2 separate regions of the Homo sapiens genome follow, and region 2 is linked to region 1. Evidence: chromatin loops called from intact Hi-C (ENCODE). Cell type or tissue: heart left ventricle. All regions are shown on one strand.

Region 1 (8,000 bases):
AGCGAGACTCCATTTCAAAAAAAAAAAAAAAAAAAAAAAAAGAAACTAAGAGGGCCACTGGTTGTCAAATGGGCCTGCTGGGCCAAAGTCTACATAAATCCCAGTCTCACACACAGGTATGTATTCCCCTATGGGAGGACAGTTCATTTAGAACATACATGGCAGCAGCTGGTGACACCACTAAGTGACATCATCCACCCTTAGCATACTAATATGGTTCTTGTCAACATGAGAGCAGTTACTCAGAGACAGAGGGCAGAAGACATGTAAATTATTAATTAAAAAAAAAAAAAAAAGAGATGAGGGTCTCCCTATGTTGCCCAAGGCTGATCTCCAACTCCTTGGCTCAAGTGATCTTCCTGCCTCAGCCTCCCAGAGTGCTGGGATTACAGGCATGAGCCACCATGCCCAGAAGAAAATATTGTAAATTAAATCTTAAAGTTGCTGGTTCAAAAGTGAGGGGGAACTCAATTACTCTTGGGATAAGGTCATCTACTGAAACCAGTTTATTCCTCTTTTAAAAGCAGTATGAAAATCACTATTTCCAAGTAGTTACTGATATTATCATTTACCTGCTCTGTCCTCTCCCTCCTGTTTAACAAATTATTGTTAGGAGGAATCAAGAAAAAGCACAGAGCTCTCTCCTGGGCATCCAGGCTCAAAATCTCAACAGTCACCCTTTGCTCTTGTTGTTCCTAAATTACTACTATACTTTGGTATGTGCAGAGAAAAATGGTCCACAAATTTTGCTTTTAATAATGGTTACCCTAGGCCAGGCGTGGTGGCTCACACCTGTAATCCCAACACTTTGAGAGGTCAAGGTGGGTGGGTCACCTGAGGTCGGGAGTTGGAGACCAGCCTGACCAACATGGAGAAACCCCATTTCTACTAAAAAATACAAAATTAGCCGGGCATGGTGGTGCAAGCCTATAATCCCAGCTACTCAGGAGGCTGAAGCAGGAGAATTGCTTGAACCAGGGAGGCGGAGGTTGCGGTGGGCCGAGATCGCACCATTGCACTCCAGCCTGGGCAACAAGAGCGAAACTCTGTCTCAGAAAAAAAAAAAAAAAAAAGGTAACCCTAAGCAGTGTTTTCTTTATCTATTTTCGGGGGAGGGTGTGGAGTTAAACCCTAAAATGTTTCCTAATAATCCCTGCCTCCTGGTATTCACGCCCTGATATAATCTCTTCCTCTTGAGTGTGGGCAGAACCTGTAACTTCTTCTTTTTTTTTTTTTTTTTTTTAATTCAGTCTTTGTAGACATGTCAAAAATTGCCATTGCCAACCTATGTTGTAAGTTGTCACTTTGGTGTATTGGGAAAATTTTCAATTATTTTAATAATCATGCCTCAGATAAACCTCATTGGCTAGGATACTGCCACTGGGCAAAGCTGTAACCTGTCTCTAACAGAATATGGCGAAGGAGACAGTATGTCACTTTCATGATTGTATTAGGTAAGACTACAGTGTCTGTCTTACTAGGAAACACTCTTCCTTGCTGTCTTAGTGAAACAAGCTGCTACATTGTGAGCTACTCTATATGAAGCAAGGAACTGAGTGCACCAGCAAAAACCAAGGCCCTCAGTCTGACAGTCTAGAAGGACTGAATGCCGCCAACCATCAGGTAAGCCTGAAACCCTCCCCAGTAGAGTGCTCAGATGAGAATACAGCCTGAGCCAACCCTTGGATTGTAAGCTTGCAGAGGACCAAGCTATGCTTGAACTCCTCACCCACAGAAACTGTGAGAAAACAAATGTGTTGTTTCAGCTACTGTATTTGTGGTAATACTGTCACACAGCAATAGATAATATAGAGGGGGATCAGCAGCCCACTCATTTTCTATATATACTTGAGTAATGTTTTATACTTTTCCTTTTATAGTAAGCATACACTATGTTTATACTTTAAAAAAAGTTTGTAAATTGTTTTCTGAAATTTGGCTTAGAAATAAATATCCTATTTAATATTTTGTGTACCCATTGCCAGTATCAGATGACCTCACAACTGGATGACTATGATTAGATTATGATGATGGTGATATTCCGTCTGGCTGGCAATGCTCAGTCTGGCATTCAAGGCCCACGTCACTCCAATAGTGGCATCTTGCTTCCAAACGCACCTCCCATTCATCCATAAGGAGGCCTCAGCTCCTGCTCCAGCAACTGCTTCATGCTCTCGCAGTTCACACCCCTGCTTGGCCTGTGCCCTCTTCCTGCCATTCCTCCCTGGCTCAGCCAAGTCTTCACTTCCATCCAGACCCAGCTCACTCCACAAACAGAAAGACATCCAGATGGCCCTGGCTCTCAGGGACCACATGCCATCAATTCCTGCCACAAATGACTATCTGCTCTACCTCATCATCAGCACTTAACATCTGCTCCTGGATCCTGTTATTTGTCACTTCTCCAGCCAGGGGAAAAGAGCCACTTCTCATTGTCATGTGTTCCCTCAGGACCAAGGCCCAACACAGTTGCTATTCTTGTCGGCAATCACGCCATGTGGCCCAGCAGTTTGATACCTTTTTGATATATATTTCACATAATATAATGAATAAAATATTTTTCATGTCTATGAAGGAATAATTTTTTCAGCTTGAAGCATCAAAAAGCAATCAAAGATTAGCGAAGGCCAGGCACAGTGGCTCACACCTGTAATCCCAACACTTTGGGAGGGTGAGGCAGGCGGATCACTTGAGGTCAAGAGTTCAAGACCAGCCTGGACCAGTCTCTACTAAAGCTACAAAAAAAAAGCTGGGCATGGTGGTGGGCACCTGTAATCCCAGCTATTTGGGAGGCTGAGGCAGGAGAATCACTTGAACCCAGGAGGCGGAGGTTGCAGTGAGCTGAGATCTCATCAGTGCACTCCAGCCTGGGCAACAGAGTGAGACTCTGTCTCAAAAAAAAAAAAAAAAAGTATTTACTGACATAATCTCAAGATTATAATTTTTTGGCATTAAAATAAATAATGATAGAAACAGATTATAACCCATAGAACGACATAAGAATCCATGAGCCCATGCAGATAAACAAACAAGGAAAGGAAGGAAAGAAGTGAGATTAAACCCCCCTAAGGCAGAATATAAACTAATACATGTTGAAAGAATGATGAAAGTTAGATATCACCATTTGGCAGCCATCACAGTAAAAATTGTTTCAGGCAAGAAATACCAGTAGATGCTAAAATAATGGGTGAAAGTTTGATGAGGAAATAAGATATTTACATAGTCTCAATGTTTCTCTCACAAGAAATGTATTCATTATAAAGGGGGTAATAACAGCTTTATAGTAGAAAAAGCTGGTAGATACTACCTTAGGTAAGTGATAAAAGTTAATGTCACCAGTAAATGGGACAAACAGGTTTTCATGTGCTTCCTGATAGAATGCACCTGAAAAGGTCACAACATCACTTACGTGGTATTTCTGTGGAAAGTGAATAACCCAAATCAAATTATGAGGATACATCAGAAAAACCCAAATTGAGGGATATCATATTCAGAAATGTAATGTCAAGGTCATAAAAGACAAAAACTGAAGATCTCATTTTTAAAAAGTAAAAAAAAAAAAAAAAAAAAAAAAAAAAAAAAAGCTTATTCCCCTGTCCCCCACTCCAGTAAAAAAAGTAGAAGACTGAAGGTCTGTTTCAGATTAAAGAAGACAAAAGAAATATGACAGCTGAATTCAACGTGTGTATCTGGATTGGATCTTGACCAGAAATAAAAAAAATTTACCCCCATTTTTTCCACAAAGAACATTATTAGAACAAATGGCAAAGTTTTTAAAAGGTGTTGATTTTGATTATATTGTGGGAATGAAAGAGGATGTCCTTGTTTTCAGGAAATACACACTGAAATATTCAGGGCTAAAGGTCTGCAATTTATTTTCAAACAATTCAAAAACTACATTAAAAAATCTGGGAGAGGGCTGGGCATGGTGGCTCATGCCTGTAATCCCAGTACTTTGGGAGGCCAAGGTGGGTAGATCACTTGAGGTCAGGAGTTCGAGACCAGCTTGACCAACATGGTGAAACTCCATCTCTACTAAAAGTACAAAAAAAATTAGCCAGGCGTGGTGGCGTGTGCCTGTAATTCCAGCTACTCGGGAGGCAGAGACAGGAGAATTGCTTGAACCCAGGAGGTGGAGGTTGCAGTGAGCCAAGATCTCATCACTGCACTCCAGCTTGGGCGAAAGAGTGAGAATCCATCTCAAAAAATGAAATAAAATAAAATCTGGGAGAGAATAATAAAGCTAACATGGTAAATTGCTAGCAATTGGGGAATCTATATTTTCCAACATAGGGAAAGGTATAAGGGAAATCTTTTTGCTATTTTTGCAACTTTTTTATAAATCTGAAATTATTTTTTGTCATTCTTTTAACCCATGCTACATAGATGTATAAGTCTAAATTATTTCAAAATAAAAACTTCCTAAAAATATATTCAGGAAAAAATATGCATCTACATACGTAGGAAAAATACTTTGAAGCCACAAATACTCAAGTGGAAGGAAAGGAACCACACCGACATATAGTCCTGGTGAACATTTCAAGGCTAGCCCCTGGAATGCAGATCTCTGCACTCAGCCCCCACAGAAATCACTGAGCACTCATTCCACAAGGTGGCAGAGCTGCCCCAAATGCCAGAGTTAGGTTGGAACAGCTAGCCCTAGACTAGATGTGTTGCCCTCCCAGCTCCTCCTCCTCCTGCTGCCCATGAGCCTCCTTCACACCAATTTCTCAGATTGTGACTCCATCTCGGTTTAAAAACGCAAGACTATGGCACCGACTCAGGAAAGCAACACTAAACAGTGACTAACGCAGCATCCCAGCTTCCAGGGACCTGGCTGGATGCTTCTGAAGATGGTCATGGTCCCGCCCTATTTCCGCTTACTTACGTTAATACATTCCTGGTGAATGAGTTCTCAACAACCTCCCTTTCCCCCAGCAATCTTTCTGGATCGTCCTGTACTCACACCACTAAACCTATGTTTCCAAAGAAACACCAGAAACACCATTCAGTTTCCAGATCAAGACATTTTCCACAACTCAAAGAATTCAAAAGGCACCACCCAGTCCTGGAGTACTGACATCACTTGTACCACACACCACCCTCCAAATCTAGCCACCCTACTAAGCCTCTTACTCTGAGTGTACACACTGCTTTAATGAGTGCCCCGAGAGCAGAAGTTTGCATCACATACTGTGCAATGCCCCTAAAGGCAGGGACTCTGTTCATTTCACTTGATTTATATAGCACCCAGCATCTTATCAGATGGAATTAGGCACTCAGCAGGAAAACAACAGTTACAGACTCTGGGCCAGACACACTGGCTCACACCTGTAATTCCAGCACTTTGGGAAGCCGAGGCAAGTGGATCGGTTGAGCTCAGGAGTTTGAGACCAGCCTGGGCAAAATGGCAAAACCCTGTCTCTACAAAAAATACAAAAATTAGCCAGGAGTGACGGCGAGTGCCTGTGGTCCCAATGATTTAGGAGGCTGAACAGTGGGGAGGATCACTGAAGCTCTGGAAGTCAACACTGCAGTGAGCCGTGACAGCGCCACTGCATTCCAGCCTGGATGACAGAGTGAGACCCTGTCTCAAACAAAAATTTAATTTAATTTTACCAACCTCTACAATACTGACCATTAGGAAGTGTGCCACTCTAGCTAACTCACTCCTTCATGCCAAATATTAGGCTCTTTGTCTGTAAAACAGGGAGAATTAATAGGGAAAAGTTAGAAAGAACTTAAATATCTTTCAGCAGGGGCTAGGTAAATAAATTATGGAACATCCATACAATGAAATAAATTATACGTAATTGTTTTTGTTTTTGTTTTTCCAGAGACAGGGTCTCACTCTGTTGTCAAGGCTGGAGTGCAGTGGTAGGATCATAGCTCACTGCAACACCGAATGCCTGGGCTTAGAGAGATCCTCCCATGTCAGCCTCCCGAGTAGCTGGGACTACAGGCGTGTGCCACAATGCCTAGCTAATTATATTCTTTTTCTTTTTTCTTTTTTTTTTTTTTTTGAGACAGAGTGTCGTTCTGTCACCCAGGCTGGAGTGCAATAACGTGATCTTGGCTCACTGCAACCTCCGCCTCCCACGCTCAAGCAATTCTCCTCTCTCAGCCTCCTGAGTAGCTGGGACTACAGGCACACACCACCGCACCTGGCTAAACTTTTGTATTTTTAGTAGAAACAGGGTTTTGCCATGTTGTCCAGGCTGGTCTCCAACTCCTGACCTCAGGTGATCTGCCTGCCTTGGCCTCCAAAAGTGCTGGGATTACAGACTTGAGCCACTGTGCCTGGCCTAATTATATGTAATTGTGAAAGAAGATAGGGCTGGGCATAGTGACTCACACCTCCAATCCCACCACTTTGGGAGGCCAAGGCGGAGGCCCAGAGTTCAAGACTAGCATGGTCAATATATCTAGACCCTGTCTCCACAAAAAATTTAAAAATTAGCCAGGCTTGGTGCCACATGTCTGTAGTCCTAGCTACTCAGCAGGCTGAGGTGGAAAGATGGCTTAAGCCCAGGAGGTTGAGGCTGCAGTGAGCTATGATCATGCCATTACACTCCAGCCTGGATGACAGAGCAAAACCCTTCTCAAACAAATAAATGAATGAATACATAAATAAATATTACCCATCACATTACTGATATGTTCCCAATGGATCTACTTGCTCTGGCTGGGGATAAAAAGTACTCAATAAAAGTGTGCTTGAACAAGGCCCAGAGGTAGGAGTGTAACAATACATATACCATGTAACCACCATGGAATGTAAATTCAGGTTAGACAAGAGAATTTCACAAGTGTAATAACATTCTATGGTATATAAAAGTTTGGGTACACTGTCTGGCCAAACCAGCTTGCTCTTAAGTCATTAATCAAAACCATTATGGGTAATTTGTTCAGTTTAATGTTTACAATTCTTATGGAAAAAATAAGCAATGAACACATTTAAAAAGTGTTCATTTACCTTTGCATGAGTGCTTAAAATAAATATTTCTATTTCAAGATGACATTTAAAAATTATTCTAATATAACAGCAGCAAAAATATAGTTTGCAATTACTAAAGAACTCAACTAGAATCCGTAAGTTATGCCTGCAGGATAGCAAGGAGGCCATGTGGCTGCAGCAGAATCAATAGGAAGGTGAGGCAACAGGTGGCCAGAAGAAGCTGGGCCCTGCAGGCCAGTGTATGGCCCTGAGGCCCTCATGACCAAATACTAACAGTAGTGGGCCATGGGACTATGGGAGACAAGAATGTTAGTTGAATTATCCTTGTATATTTCTGGAGTTCTTTTCAAATTTATGAATATTTTTTCAATTGCCCAAAAAAAGCATATAGAATAAAAACAAGATGACTGCCATAAATGGGGTGAAAGGCAAAAACTGATAAAGTCTGAAGAAGGTCCTGATTTTGAAAATTATACTGTGGTAATGTAGAAGAATGTCCTTGTCTTTAGGAAATATGGAATATTTTTTTCTTTTTCTTTTTTTTTTTTTTTTTAGACAGAGTCTTGCTCTGTCGCCCAGGCTGGAGTGCAGTGGTGCTATCTCAGCTCACTGCAACCTCCACCTCCTGGGTTCAAGCAATTCGCCCACCTCAGCCTCCCAAGTAGCTGGGATTACAGGCGCACACCACCATGCCCAGCTAATTAAATATGGGATTTTCTAAAAAGTACTTAGGGAGGCCGGGTGCGGTGGCTCACGCCTATAATCCCAGCACTTTGTGAGGCCAAGGTGGGTGGATCACCTGAGGTCAGGAGTTCAAGACTAGCCTGGCCAACATGGTGAAACCCAGCCTCTACTAAAAATACAAAAATTAGTCGGGCATGGTAGCACGTGCCTGTAATCCAAGCTACTCAGGAGGCTGAGGCAGGAGAATCTCTTAAACCCAGGAGGCGAAGGTTGCAGTGAGCAGAAATCGCACCACTACACTCCAGCCTGGGTGACAAGAGCGAGAAACTCCGTCTCAGAAAAAAAAAAAAAAAAAAAA
Region 2 (8,000 bases), 150 kb after region 1:
GTTTTTTTTAACATGGATGTAATTCCATGTAAACAGGTATGGAAGTAGGAAATGTTTAGGCTGGACTTGGTGGATTATTAATTGACTTTCTTGGGTTCTTGGGAGTCAACATTACTAAAGCAGTGTGAATCCCTGTTTGCTTCAGGGCGAGATGTGTGACAGAGGTGGCATCAAGCTCTTACAGTCCCAACCCTCCAACGGAAATGGGCGAAGATCTCAGGAATGGCATCGGTCACAGGAAATCGATAGTGGCTGGCTGCTAGCATGGCCACTTGGGGCTTAGGCAGAAATAGAGCCATGGTACTGACCAAAGGGACCATAGCACATGGAATAAAACTCAAAACAGGACTTCATGTTTTATGGAAATTATATTTAACCACTTCAACATTGTAAATCTGGATAACTTTTAATATCTAAACTATATAAGAAAGTAAAATTTAACATGTTAATATGGAAAATTTTTTTATTTTTGTATCTTGATGACTTAAATGTAAGCAACAAAGTGGTTAAACACATACCCATCTAAATTTTTTTATAGCCTTCCATGTTAAACTATAAGTAAATAATTAGTTTTAAAATTGTTTTGTATTTTCTTATTCCTGTTCCCTTTACCCTTTGACAACTTGAAATGTTACCACTTCGTCCTCATGATGTTCTTCTATCAACCCTGCTTAGGATGAGAACAAGTTGAGCAGTGCCAACGGCCATGAAGAACGTAGCAAAAAGTGAGTTTTAAGAAGGGGCTTGGGGGAGGGTGGTGAGCTTTTTTGTGGTTTTAGACCTTAAGTTGTGTTCCTGTGGCTAAAGTATACAAAATTCTCTTCTGAAGCTTTTCTTTGCTGCTTTTAGAAAATTGGTTCTTTGCCTTTTGAGACAAACTCTTGGAGGAACTGTGGATTTTTTTGCTTAGATTTCAGAATATAGTTTCAGATACCTTCCCCTCCAAGTCCATCATGACAATCTGGTGACAAGTTCTGTATTAGAGGTTGTCTTGTTTTAAATTTGTTAACTTTGGTTTGATATTTGGTTATCTTACTGATAAAACTGTTATATATCCATTGATCTTAAAAGGTAGAAAGAGTTAAATTAGGTGATAACTAGGCCATGGAAAGTATTGTTTGCCCTAAAGTGCCGAAGGAGTCAAAGCTGTGAATTATTTCTGCAACTTGCTGCTCAGAGGCCCTTTTGGAAGTGATGGAACAGGTACTTAAGTACTTCTAAAGGTGGCTTTCATTATCTTAGGCCTTTTAAACTCTAGACTTAACAGGGTGGGGATTTTGGAAATTATGAATATATCTGTACACTTTATTTGGGTAAGATGAGTGACTCAATAGAACTCTGCTATAGACTAGTACAGAAAACAGTGTACGAAAAGTCTTAGGTAACAGATATGATGAGATCCACTTTTTTTTTTTCTTTTCTTGTGAGTCGGAGTCTTGCTCTGTAGCCCAGGCTGGAGCGCAGTGGCGCAGTCTGGGCTCACTGCAACCTCCGCCTCCTGGGTTCAAGTGATTCTTTGATTTTTTTTTTTTTCTTTGACATGGAGTCTGGCAGTGTCGCCCAGGCTGGGGTGCAGTGGTTCTATCACGGCTCACTGCAACCACTGCCTCCCAGATTCAAGTGATTCCCCTGCCTCAGCCTCCGATTAGCTGGGACTACAGGCGCGCGCCATCACGCCTGGCTAATTTTTTTTTTATTTTTAGTAGAGAGGGAGTTTCACCGTGTTAGCCAGAATGGTCTCCATCTCCTGACCTCTCATGATCCTCCTGCTGTGGCCTCCCAAAGTGTTGGGATTACAGGTGTGAGCCACCGCGCCTGGCCTTTTTTTTTTTTTTTTTTTTTTTGACACGGAGTCTTGCTCTGTTGCCCAGGCTGGAGTGCAGTGGTGTGATCTCTGCTCACTGCAAGCTCCGCCTCCTGGGTTCATGCTATTCTCCTGCCTCAGCCTCCCAGGTAGCAGGGACTACAGGCGCCTGCCACCATGCCTGGCTAATTTTTTGTAATTTTAGTAGAGACAGGGTTTCATTGTGTTAGCCAGAATTGACCTTGTGATCCGCCTGCCTTGGCCTCCAAAAGTGCTGGGATTACAGGTGTGAGCCACCGTGCCCAGCCTCTGTCTTTATTTTTTCTTTGAGACAGAGTTTCGTTTTTGTCACCCAGGCTGGAGCGCCATGACACGATCTCAGCTCACAGCAACCTCTGCCTCCTGGGTTCAGGCAGTTCTCCTGCCTCAGCCTCCCGAGTAGCTGGGATTACAGGTTCCTGCCACCACGCCTGGCTAATTTTTTTTTTTTTTTTTTTTTGAGATGGAGTTTCAGTCTGTTGCCCAGGCTGGAGTGCAGTGGCGCAGTCTTGGCTCACTGCAACCTCTGCCACCCGGGCTTAAGCGATTCTTCCGCCTCAGCCTCCCGAGCAGCTGGGATTACAGGTGCCTGCCACCGCACCTGGCTAATTTTTGTACTTTTGGTAGAGATGGGGATTCACCATCCTGGCCAGGCTGGTCTTCAACTCCTGACCTCGTGATCCACCTGCCTTGGCCTCCCAAAGTGCTGGGATTACAGGCGTGAGCCATCATGCCCAGCCAATTTTTGTGTTTTTAGTAGAGACAGGGTTTCACGATGTTGGCCAGGATGGTCTCCATCTCTTGACCTCATGATCCGCCCGCCTTGGCTTCCCAAAGTGCTGGGATTACAGGCGTGAGACATGGACCCAACTGAGACTCCGTCTTAAAAAAAAAGTCTGGGCTTGGCGTGGTGGCTCACACCTGTAATCCCAGCACTTTGGGAGGCTCAGGCGGGTGGATCACAAGGTCAGGAGATCGAGACCATCCTGGCCAACATGGTGAAACCCCGTCTCTACTAAAAATACAAAAATTAGCTGGGCGTGGTGGTGCACGCCTGTAGTCCCAGCTACTCTCGGGAGGCTGAGGCAGGAGAATCGCTTGAACCTGGGAGGCAGAGGTTGTAATGAGCTGAGATTATGCCATTGTACTCCAGCCTGGAGACAGAGCGAGACTCCGTCTCAAACAAACATAAAAATCTGTCATACTTACGACCTTATGTTAATGAAAAACGAGAGAAAAATAGCCATTTATTTGATTTCTTTTTGGCTCTTTTCCTCCTAAGATCCCTAAATGCTTCATAGTAAGTATGTCAGTCTTTCTCACTACAACTGTGTTAGGTAGGTTGATAAAATTTCATAAAACAGATGAGAAAATATATAATGTTATTCAGGGCTTGTTAAGCCACTATTTTTTTTTTTTGTAGTTCCCCTAAAATAATGTGGTAATGGATTAAAAATGATATAATTTGTAGAAAATGTGCTCCTTTTTTCTGGTATAAGCTTGGATGGGAGTCATTTATAGTTCCTCACCAATCACAAGAAATTGTGGGGATCAGGTTGGGTTTAGTCTTGATGTGGGATCTGATGCAACCAACCAGAGGTATGGTTTATGTCATCTGGTTTTAGACTTTCTGCCACAGTAATGGTTTCCTAATGTTTTTGTTTTGCAATTCTCTAATCAAAAGAAAACCCAGGAAGGTGTATCCATATAAATTGACATAAATTATCCAATTTAGGTGTCAGGCCGAGTGGCTAAAGATTTCGCTTCAAGTGCCAGAAGGATAAGAACGTACACTTTTGGGTACAGACCTTCGTTACTGTACCATTGTCTCATGTCGCTTTTTGCCACTAAGGTCATCTCCGGTGTCTACTTGTTTTTATCCTGTGTATAAGCTGATTAAGGCTACAAGCTTTTACAAGGAAGCTGAGCATCAAGTTCTCCATGTGTGATATTCGGTGGCCTTTGTCTAATGTAGAGAACCACAGGACTAAATAGGAGAATGGACAATTTTCTTTAACCATGAGATTGTCTAAGGGAAGATCCTTTCAAAACACTTTGGTAATCTTAAAATACTTTCCAGTCAGACTTCTCGTCAATTATAGGTGATAAATAAATGATTCCCTTGTTCAATCAGGACTCTTGATTTTCTGAAGGAACTTTATGTTTCAAATTAATTTTAAAGTTACCTGGAAGAAAATTTTTGTATTTAGGAATAGATATAAAACATACAGAACACTCTGCTTTAAACCTTTAGTACTAAATTAAATTTCTTAACCAAAGGAAAGTGCCGTGTTGCATTTTTCATTCTAAAACTTCATTGTCTTAAAAGCCACATTGAGCTATAGTTTGTTAGGTAGTAGAAAAATGGCATGTTCTGAGAAACAGTTGACTGAGTATAAATTTTTTTAATTGTATAATTCTGATTCTTAACATACACTTCATAGTATCCTAGAATAGTAAAAGGAACAAAGTTATTGTGACACAGACTGGTTGTCAACCTATTTTCTGAAGAGCTGTAAACCTGAGTTTTTGCATATGTCAAGGTATGCATCCTAAGTGCTTGAGCTTGCCCTCATGGGAATATTATTTGTTAAAGTAACCAGTTTTGCAAAGTCTAAATCAGCGTCCATTCCGTTAAGCTCTTTAGAGAATTACTCAATAAAAGATAACATTAAAATGACACAGTTGAAATATATTGGCTACTGTGGTGTGGATTATCTATAAATTTTGGAATAAATGACTTTTCTATTTTTTTTCTTATTTTCCAGAATACTTTGCATTAAAAATTTAGATCTTCTTACATGGAAGAGGTCAAATCCAGTTATAGCAAAACACCTTTACTGCAGAGGCCATATAACCAAAAAGTCCAAAGGCCCAGCCCAGTGGACCATTTACTTCAGTGATGTTCAGTACAAAATTTCACTGCCATTAAAGACTTTGGAAAGTCCCTTTTAAGTTGTAACAGGATTTGACTATTAGTGTGGATTTCGATAACCCTTCTTTAGTTAATGTAATAAATGCTCTTTGAAGCTGGAAATATACTGGTTTCTTGCACCCTTGTAGTTTTCTCTGGGCTTTTATGCAAAAGATTGTATTTTCTGAATGTCTTAGTATGTTGCTGTCTTTTTACCTGCCTGGGGTTGCCTTCAGATGTGGGTGAGGACTTGTTTACAAAAAGTCCTAGAAGACCTTAAGTTAAAATTAGCTCTCCAATTTTCAAGTGTTTTCTTTTGGCAGAATAAGTTTTGGGTCCTATGAGAGGTAAATAGGTTGGTTGCCTCTCTTGCTATAGCCCATCTAGAGCAGAACAAAAACTTTGTTTTTGAGGGGGATGGAGTTACTTTTTACCTTGTTCCCTAATTGAATATATTTAGGACTTTTGGTTTTAGAAATCTCAGAGTTCTATAGTTGGAATAGTGTCACAGAGATAGTGTTAGGTTTCTTAGGCAACAAAATTGGAGTGTTACCTATTGCCCATCTGGGCATGGCTTTGATGAGTTCTATATAAATAATGAGTGTAGCCTAATTTTCTGTCATGTGCTACCTAGCATATACATTTCTGACAGTCAGGTGGATTATCTTGAAATTTTAGACAAACTTTCTGCCTCCTTGGAAAGCTCTACATCTCCTTGTGATTGGAGTGTGGGTTTCAAGATTCCAGAAGGTGGGTGTCTTCATTTTCTATTTTCAATGCACTCTAAAGATGACCTGCTTACAGGTTCTCTGAGGCAGACCTCAGTTGCTCTTGTGATATGTAACTTTGCTTTGATAAGGAATAAACAATTACATATCCAGATAATGATACAGAATTGTCAAAATGTTTAATCATTAAGCCACTACAAATAGACATTTTCGTGGAATAAACTGATTTTGAAATGTCTTTCAATTTATATTGAAATATCTGAAGGCACCTCTAAAATTTGGGTGATGACACAGAGGTATAGATTATAAGATTTAATTATGAATGGGTGGTATACTGTGAAGACTACGGAAGTGAGCAGAAAGATATGTTTGGCTTTTTTGGTTTTTAGTTAGAGATTTTAAAAAGGTCTGTGAAGGTCAAGTTGATCATTGGTTTTGATTGCATCCCACAGGTTTCTATAAACTGGCTTAAAAATGGCATACTCCATTTTCTGGTGTATTCATTGTAACTTTAGGAAGTATTTGAAATGGTCACATTAAAGTCTAGGAATGTCAAATTGTATTTTAATGCGTTAGTTCTTTTTCTTTTTCTTTTTTTTTGGAGACAGTCTTGCTCTGTTGCTCAGGCTGGAGTACAGTGGCATGATTTCGGCTCACTCCAACCTCTGCCTCCCAGGTTCAAGCGATTCTCCTGCCTCAGCCTCCACAGTAGCTGGAACTACAGGCCTGTGCCACCACGACCCACTACTTCTTGCATTTTTTAGTAGAGATGGGTTTTCACCGTGTCGACTAGGCTGGTCTTGAACTCCTGACCTCAGGTGACCTGCCTTCCTCAGCCTCCCAAAGTGCTGAGATTACAGGTGTGAGCCACCGCACTTGGAGTTGGGTTTTTTTTTTTTTTTTTGAGATGGTGTTTTGCTCTTTTTGCCCAGGCTGGAGTGCAATGGCATGGTCTCAGCTTGCTGCAACCTCCACCTCCCGGGTTCAAGCAATTCTCTTGCTTCAGCCTCCCAAGTAGCTGTGATTACCGGCATGCACCATCAGGCCTGGCTAATTTTTGTATTTTTGGTAGAGAGGGGATTTCACCGTGTTGGCCGGGCTGGTCTCAAACTCCTGACCTCAAGTGATCTGCCTGCCTCGGCCTCCCAAAGGGTTGGGATTACAGGCGTGAGCCACTGCACTGGCCTGCATTAGTTCTTATTGTCCTTTGTCATTACGGTTTTGCCCATGAAAACCAAAATGTTGATGTCTATGTGACCCTTTGAACGTGTTAAATATTTCCATATGTAAATGGGGGCAAAATTGACTTAATGGTAAATTACTATATTTGATGAAAATTTTTATAAATGAACCAGTACTAGTACTTGAATGTGAAAATATTCTATTGTAAGTTTGTTTTATTAATTTATTTTGTGGATTACAGTAATGCTTTTGTTGGCCTGTTGTATGACAAACTATTTAAAGGTTCACATTTTGATTTGTATTTGCCAACAAGCCCTTTTGCTTGTTAAAGCTATAGCTAACTCTCAGGAGATAATTGCAGTTCTACTCTTAGAGGATGGTGTCTTTCAAATAATGTCTTGTCTGCTGATTTTCAGTAATGTTAATATAAGGCAAAAGGGATATTGTTTACTATACGTAGCAATTTTTTTAGACAGAGTCTTACTCTGTCGCCCAGGCTGGAGTACCAGTGGCGGGATCTTGGCTCACTGCAACCTCCGCTTCCCGGGTTTGAGCAATTCTCCTGCCTTAGCCTCCCGAGTAGCTGGGACTACAGGCGCACGGTACTATGCCCGGCTAATTTTTGTATTTTTATTAGGGACGGGGTTTCACTACATTGGCCAGACTGGTCTTGAACTCCTGACCTTGTGATCTGCCTGCCTCGGCCTACCAAAGTGCTGAGATTACAGGATTTTTTTTTTTTTTTAAGTATGATTATGTACCATTGTATCATAGTAAAACTAGCCAAAGAAATTTATGAAAGGATGAAAAAATGATTCTGGCCATAAAAGGTAGTATATTTTGGTGGGTTCTTAAGCCAGCATGATAATGGCGAGTTTTTTTCTTCTCAGGAGGAAAAAAAGCAAGAGCAGAAGTCGTAGTCATGAACGAAAGAGAAGCAAAAGTAAGGAACGGAAGCGAAGTAGAGACAGAGAAAGGAAAAAGAGCAAAAGCCGTGAAAGAAAGCGAAGTAGAAGCAAAGAGAGGCGACGGAGCCGCTCAAGAAGTCGAGATCGAAGATTTAGAGGCCGCTACAGAAGTCCTTAGTATGTAACTATAGTTATGATTTTGGTTTGAGGGTTATTCTCTGGGTATTCAGATGGCAGTTTAACTTGAGTGATTTGAATTGTGAATTTTTATTTTTTTAATGATTGGTTAAAAAGTATTGAATTAAGGATATTGGCATTGAATACTAGTAAAGTGAAAATACAGTGCATAGACAAATAAGTAAAAATTTGCTTTTACTAGGCATACTGACTATTTTCTGTTAAACTATCAGAGTTTCTAAATTGTA

Evidence for each region. A loop is a pair of places that touch in the nucleus more often than their neighbours do. Peaks named below come from ENCODE experiments on the same cell type or tissue, not always from the same donor. Only the 100,000 strongest peaks of a DNase experiment are listed, where the experiment ranks them.
Region 2: a loop joins it to region 1, with 2.6 times the contacts of the local background. A loop is called at or near these places in 69 of 110 quality-filtered maps.

The regions. Positions count from the first base shown.
Region 1 is chr20:35,881,051-35,889,050 of GRCh38, reverse strand. All of the region lies in intron 9 of PHF20 (PHD finger protein 20), which reads right to left. It also overlaps the pseudogene RNU4-40P. Among named protein-coding and RNA genes, the nearest start is that of SCAND1, 69 kb to the left of the region's middle. In heart left ventricle, a CTCF peak has its summit at 4,608 (motif pointing right); DNase peaks (open chromatin) are centred at 2,210 and 4,630; H3K4me3 peaks cover 252 bases; H3K27ac peaks cover 1,414 bases.
Region 2 is chr20:35,731,693-35,739,692 of GRCh38, reverse strand. RBM39 (RNA binding motif protein 39) reads left to right here. Exons shown (of 17, transcript NM_184234.3): 3 at 676-725; 4 at 7,558-7,752. Among named protein-coding and RNA genes, the nearest start is that of RBM39, 6.6 kb to the left of the region's middle. In heart left ventricle, no CTCF peak of the experiment used is centred here; no DNase peak of the experiment used is centred here; H3K4me3 peaks cover 2,344 bases.